2 separate regions of the Mus musculus genome follow, and region 1 is linked to region 2. Evidence: chromatin contacts called from ENCODE POLR2A ChIA-PET data. All regions are on one chromosome and are shown on one strand. Each heading gives the region's core, a stretch centred on a gene start or an enhancer-like site at or near the end of the contact. The rest is flanking DNA. Distances are from core to core; before and after follow the strand shown. Region 1 holds the start of Ddx39a (DEAD box helicase 39a). Region 2 holds the start of Dnajb1 (DnaJ heat shock protein family (Hsp40) member B1).

Region 1 (2,896 bases), core at 50-2,549, 110 kb after region 2:
GCCTGCCTCTAACTATCCTATGTAGACCAGGCTAGTTGAAAGCAGAGTTCTCTGCTTCTAGAGAACTGGGACTAAAGTTCTGTGCCACTCTGACTGGTTTTTGTTTGTTTGTTTGTTTGTTTGTTTGTTTTGTTTTGTTTTGTTTTGAGAGAGAGAGAGAGAGAGAGAGAGAGAGAGAGAGAGAGAGAGAGAGAAAGAATTATGTTTGTGGAAAGAAAGGATGAGTGTAGACAGCATTAACATCTAGAGTTTATTTATCTGGCAGGTAGCCTCTCAGTACCATGATCTAGACAATGTAGATTGTGTTTCAGGCTGGGGATTTTATAGCTAAGGATGGGGAAGGGAGAAGAAGGTTTCATAGGGGCAGAATGGGGGTTAGCTGTTTTCCTTAGACAAGGTCTTTTTCTATCACCAGATATCTGGGGTCAGGCAGCTGCTTTTCTTCTGCAATCCCCAAAGAGCTGGCTTTCTGGAACTATGAGCTCAGTTTACGGCCTGGGATTTTTGTTTTGGTGGTGGTACAATGTAGGGGTAAGAAAAACAAGGGCTGGAGAGATGGCTCAGCGGTTAAGAACGCTGACTGTTCTTTCACAGGTCCTGAGTTCAAATCCCAGCAACCACATCATGACTCAACCATCTGTAATGAGATCTGACGCCCTCTTCTGGTGCTGTCTGAACAGCTACAGTGTACTAAGATGTAATAATAAATAAATCTTGCCAGGCCTGGTGGTGTACGCCTTTAATCCCAGCACTTGGGAGGCAGAGGCAGACGGATTTCTGAGTTCGAGGCCAGCCTGGTCTACAGAGTGAGTTCCAGGACAGCTAGGGCTTCACAGAGAAACCCTGTCTCGAAAACCAAAAATAAATAAATCTTTTTAAAAAGGGGGGCTGGGCGTGGTGGTGGACGCTTTTAATCACAGCACTCACACCTTCAATCACATGGAGGAAGAGGCAGGCAGATCTCTTGAGGACAGCCTGGTCACAGATGGAGTTGTTCCATGACAGCAGGGCTACCCAGAGAAACCCTGTCTCGAAATGATACAACCAAACAAAAGAGTCAGGGCTTCTAAGCTAGGCAGGCAAGGACACTTTAAAAAGCTGGGGCACATACACGCGCAATTAACGTGCGGATGCCAGCTAAAAGTGGCAGTATCCACTGTGGCCCTTAACTCATCTCACGTGACTGGGCGGGAACCGCCGCTTAGCCCACTCCCCCTTTGGACACGCCTACTTTACGACTGCCCAATGAACCTGAGTCTAGGTACGCCCAATAGCCGGTCGACAGCGTCCTTATAAACCAACCATCATCCTTTCCTCTGTTGAGTGATAAGCCAGCTATCCAGTGAGCGAGACTCGAGTTGGGCTCCAGGCAGGAAGCACTGTAGCGCGCGTCCAGGGTCGCGGCGTAGAACCGGACGGGTGGCTCTCTTTGCAGCTCGCGGAGGCGAACCGGGCGGCAGGTAAGTGGCGGGTCCCGAGGCCGGGGCCGCGGTGCGGGGCTGTGGGTTCGCCGAAAGGGAAGCTGCGGGGCGCGGTGCAGCGGGAGGAGTGGGCGCACAGCAGCGGGACGGTTAGGCACCTCGAGCCGGCGGCCGTTGGGCTCCATTGAGCATGCGCCAGGGGCGGGCCAGCCGTTAGTAGGTCGGCTTCCGGGGACGGTGATGGGAATGGCGGCTCTCGGAGGCCCCATGTGTACCGTGGTGGGATTGAGGGACCGGGCGGATCCACACTGCGTTTTCGGTCACGGCGAGAGGACTCAGGCTATCTGGGCAGACGTCCCGAGTCTGCAGTCACCGGCTTCCCGTCTTGTTCCGCCGCTCGCCCAGGAGATTCTTCTCCAGACTCTGATGCGGAAGGCCAGTGTCGCGCCTCTTAGGAACGTGGCCATTCACTCGGCGTCGCTTTCCCGGTGTGAGGCCGGTTCAGCCCGTTGCCTCTGGTCTGCCTGGACCTATAGTTGAAACTTTAGGTCTGTGACAGTCTGGGTTCACTTGTTTCATTTTCCTGGTTGAAGCAAGGCCTGACGTATTGGGGGTGGGGGGCCATACGCTCCGAGTTGCGCCTCAACTAGTTCCCGGAACCTTTTGTGTGCCTAGATTCTTGAGACAGGATCTCTTTACATAATCCTGGTCGTCCTTGAACTCTCTCTCTGAAGACCAGGTCGGGCTCGAACTCACTGAGGTCCACTTGGCTCAGTCCCCGGAGGTCTGGTATTAAAGGCGTGTCCCACTAAGCCCGGCTTCACATTTATCCTTTCACCAGCACAATAAATGTTTTTAAAGCAGTACTGCCTAAAGACAGAGTACACATATGAGAGGCCAGAAGATAGGTTCTCCTGAAATCGAGGTTGTTCTTGAAGTTTTTTATTTAGGTGTAAATATTTGAATGACTACCTGTGTGCAGGTGCTCTAGGAGGCCGGAAGTACTGACCCTGGAGTTAGAAGGATGTAAACTGAGAAACCTAACTCAGGTCGTGTGAAAGCATCATTAATTCTTAAGCCACATTGGCCACCTTGCCTAGCCAGTCTTAGAACTTAAAAGTTTTTTGGTTGTTGTTGAAACAAGATCTCACTGTGTAGCCCAGGCTAGCCTGGAACTAGAGATCTGTCTGTCCCTGTCTCAGGCATTTTTTAGAATTCATTTTTAATATATTCTAGCATTTGGGAAGTGGAGGCAGGAGGATCTGGAATTCGAGGCTAGTCTGGGCTACACACAAGTTTGAGGGCCTGCATGAGACTCAGTTTCAAATAGAAATAGGTACATCTTGGTCATTCAGGTGTTTGAACCCAGAGATGTGTGATTCTTTTCTCCCCAGGACTGGCTTTGAGCTCTTTGGTGACTCATCTTCTCGACTTCAGTACCCCACCCAGCTAATTCCCTTTCAGTGAATTAGTTT
Region 2 (3,167 bases), core at 47-2,546:
AACTCAGAAATCCGCCTGTCTCTGCCTCCCAAGTGCTGGGATTAAAGGCATGCACCACCACTGCCAGCTCACTATCTCTGTCTCTGTACCTTTAAAGACACTTTCTCTACAAGTGTTCCCTAGCTCCAAATCCATGGGGAGGCGGGGGGCAGGGCTCAACTGGTTCGGTTTTCATGGGGTCAGTACAGTTAGGAAAATCAAAACACATACACCACACACAGCTATACCATTAACGGAAGGCTAAAGTCATTTTTCTCAGGGGTGCCTAGGGCAAGGGTTATCTGACTCTCCTCCTACAGAGCTTCCAGAAAGGGAATGTCAACAGTTGTCCACTAAACAAGATGATTAATCATCTCTTTCAAGAACACCCTTTGTCCCTTGTCTTTAACAAATGCAGAATAATGTCAACTTCACCATATTCCACGACCATTCCCTTTGTACAGATGACCACACTGAGACCAGAAAAGCTACTCTACCAACCCAAGGTCACACAGCCAGAAAGTGCTAGGATGAGAGTCAGTCTTTCATGCACTTTCAGGCAGTCCCATTCCCTGCAAGAACCACCAATGACTATTCCAGCTTCTCTATGCCTTCCAATATCTGAAGCTCTCTCCTCTTCCTCACTCAGCTCCGTCCTTGACCGCCATCATCCCAGACTTACAAAACCAAAAGCAAAAAGCTATACTATATCAAAGTATTTGGAAATATTTACGAAGCACCCAGTGGATCTTTAAAAAAATCACGCAGCCCTGGTGGTAAACTCAGACGGCAAAGGAAGTGACAAGTATCAGAACGCCAAGAGGCGAGCTAAACCCAGTAGGAATTAGTAGGAAGTAAGATAAACCGGAGAGGCAGCCCGACTGCAGCAAGCCCAAGGCAGACCAGTCTCACCTCGCTTTACAGTAACGGCCTTACGGGAAAAACCAAGGGCTACGGGCAGAAGAGGGCGGGGTGCCTATTTTTATCCCTGGGTTAGAGCAGGAAAGCTTAGAGGTACTTGTCAGGTAGCTACCACAAGTCACGCAGCAGAACCTCCCAGCCGGCGATAACCTGGGGGAAAGGGTGCGGCCTTTCGGAGAGGCCCGTCTCTGTAGCCCCGCCCCTCTTCGCGCCTCCACCTGTCCGCAGAGAGAGAGAGGGTTGCGATTGGCTGGATCCGCTACGGAGGCGGAACCCCAGCAGCCGGCGCGCGCGCCCGAGGAAGGCGTTGACCAGAGTAGAGAGGGAAGGGGCGTGGCCCCGCGCGGAAAGCCGTTGGCAGCCGGGTCCCACCCCGGATGTGCTGCGTCACGGAGCGGGCCGCAGCGATTGGCCGGTGTCGTGCGGCGCATCGGGAGGGGCGGAAGGTTCTGGAGGGCTGGCGGGATCTGGAAGCTTCCGCCGGACGGGTATATAGAGTCCGGGACGGGGCAGCAGCGGAGCCGGAGGCGGCGACAGCTGGGCGGCGGTGGCCATGGGCAAGGACTACTATCAGACGCTGGGCCTGGCCCGCGGCGCGTCCGACGACGAGATCAAGCGAGCCTACCGCCGCCAGGCGCTGCGCTACCACCCGGACAAGAACAAGGAGCCCGGCGCTGAGGAGAAGTTCAAGGAGATCGCCGAGGCCTACGACGTGCTCAGCGACCCGCGCAAGCGCGAGATTTTCGACCGCTATGGAGAGGAAGGTACGTGTGCGCGCGGCCGGGGTGACCCGCCGTTTGACAGGCGGGGAAACCGAGGCACTCGGAGCCTCTCCAAGACCTCGGCCGGGGACAGGCATTCCGGGGATCTAGCGGCGGCGCCGCCTCCTTCACCCTCTGATCCGCGGCCTCAGACAGGAGGAGGAGCTCTGGGCGCGCCGCTGGCACAGAAGCTTCTAGCACGTCTGCCGCAGCCCCTCCCGGTCGGTCGCCTGCACAGCGCCGGAATGGTGCAGATGGAGGGCGGCGGTCGCGATGGGAATGAAAATTGCCCGAGTATTGATTCTCTTTCCTAGCCGCAAGCTCAGTGTTCGCTCACCCAGGGTTGAGCCTTTTTGGTAACAGTGCGTAGGAGCTTCTCTGTAAGATGGTAACAGCATAGCTGGGAGGATGGAGCAGTCACGTAAACCTGGTCGCACCGAGATCTAGAGGCCTTACTACCGAATATGTTGTCAGGAAGTAAAACGGAGTAGTGTGTTTCTTGCTCCTATTGCCATTGGGAGTTAAAAGACTTGAGATTCGTCCTTGACTAACAAGCTTTTTAATATATACATAAAATCCCTCCCGCTATAGTTCCTGTGGCCTTTTTACTAAGAGCAAAACTTGTTGAGCAGAGTGCGGGGGCTCACACCTCCACATGGGAAACCGAATTAGGAACGCTGTGAATTTGCTTCAAATCAGAGCTACAGGGTAATAAGCTCCTGTTTCCAAAGGAACCGGATGTTGTGACAATCCCCCCTCTGGGGTATTTGAGTCAGGAGGATTGCCTTGAGGCTACTCTGGACGAAAGTTTGTGTGTTACGTGGCATTGACAGTAATACATGCAAAAGGAACAAAATGTGACCATTTATTTGAGACAGGACCTCACTGTTGCTGGAACTTTGTTTTTCAATTTATTTGAGCGTGTGCCTCCGTGTATATGTGTATACCATTCACATGCTTCTAGAGAAGAGGGCATTAAAGGTCCCGGAACTAGAGTTAGACCATGGTCTGCTGCTATGTAGGTGTTGGAAATTGAACTTGGTTCTTCTGCCAGATGAGCCAGTGCTCTGAGCCATTTCTCCAGCACCTCATGGTGGAGCTCTGGCTTGTCTGGAACTTGCAGAGATCAGTCTGCACTTGTCTTGAGAGTGCTGGGGTTCTGAGCTCTTTGTTTCAGGGGTTTTATGTTTTATAAGTGTGTTGAAGTGTTGGGGGTGGAGGGAGGTGGGGCTGACTCTCCAGCAGTAACCCTGACTTGTGGTTTTGGTTTCCAGGCCTGAAGGGTGGTAGCCCCAGTGGAGGAAGCAGTGGTGGTGCTAATGGTACCTCTTTCAGCTACACATTCCACGGAGACCCCCATGCCATGTTTGCTGAGTTCTTCGGTGGCAGAAACCCCTTTGATACCTTTTTTGGGCAGCGCAACGGGGAAGAAGGCATGGACATTGATGACACATTCTCTAGCTTTCCAATGGGTATGGGTGGCTTCACCAACATGAACTTTGGACG

Evidence for each region. ChIA-PET counts read pairs that join two places held with the same protein, here RNA polymerase II (POLR2A).
Region 1: POLR2A ChIA-PET joins it to region 2 with 17 read pairs in embryonic stem cell. The contact joins the promoter of Ddx39a here to the promoter of Dnajb1 in region 2. POLR2A ChIA-PET finds 5 or more read pairs at or near these places in 2 of 5 experiments (Patski and embryonic stem cell).

The regions. Positions count from the first base shown.
Region 1 is chr8:83,713,878-83,716,773 of GRCm38, forward strand. Ddx39a (DEAD box helicase 39a) reads left to right here and starts at 1,300. Exons shown (of 11, transcript NM_197982.3): 1 at 1,300-1,460.
Region 2 is chr8:83,606,879-83,610,045 of GRCm38, forward strand. It overlaps Dnajb1 (DnaJ heat shock protein family (Hsp40) member B1), which reads left to right and starts at 1,297. Exons shown (of 3, transcript NM_018808.3): 1 at 1,297-1,664; 2 at 2,936-3,167. The coding sequence starts at 1,454. Gm42029 (a long non-coding RNA gene) reads right to left here and starts at 972. Exons shown (of 3, transcript XR_878996.2): 1 at 892-972.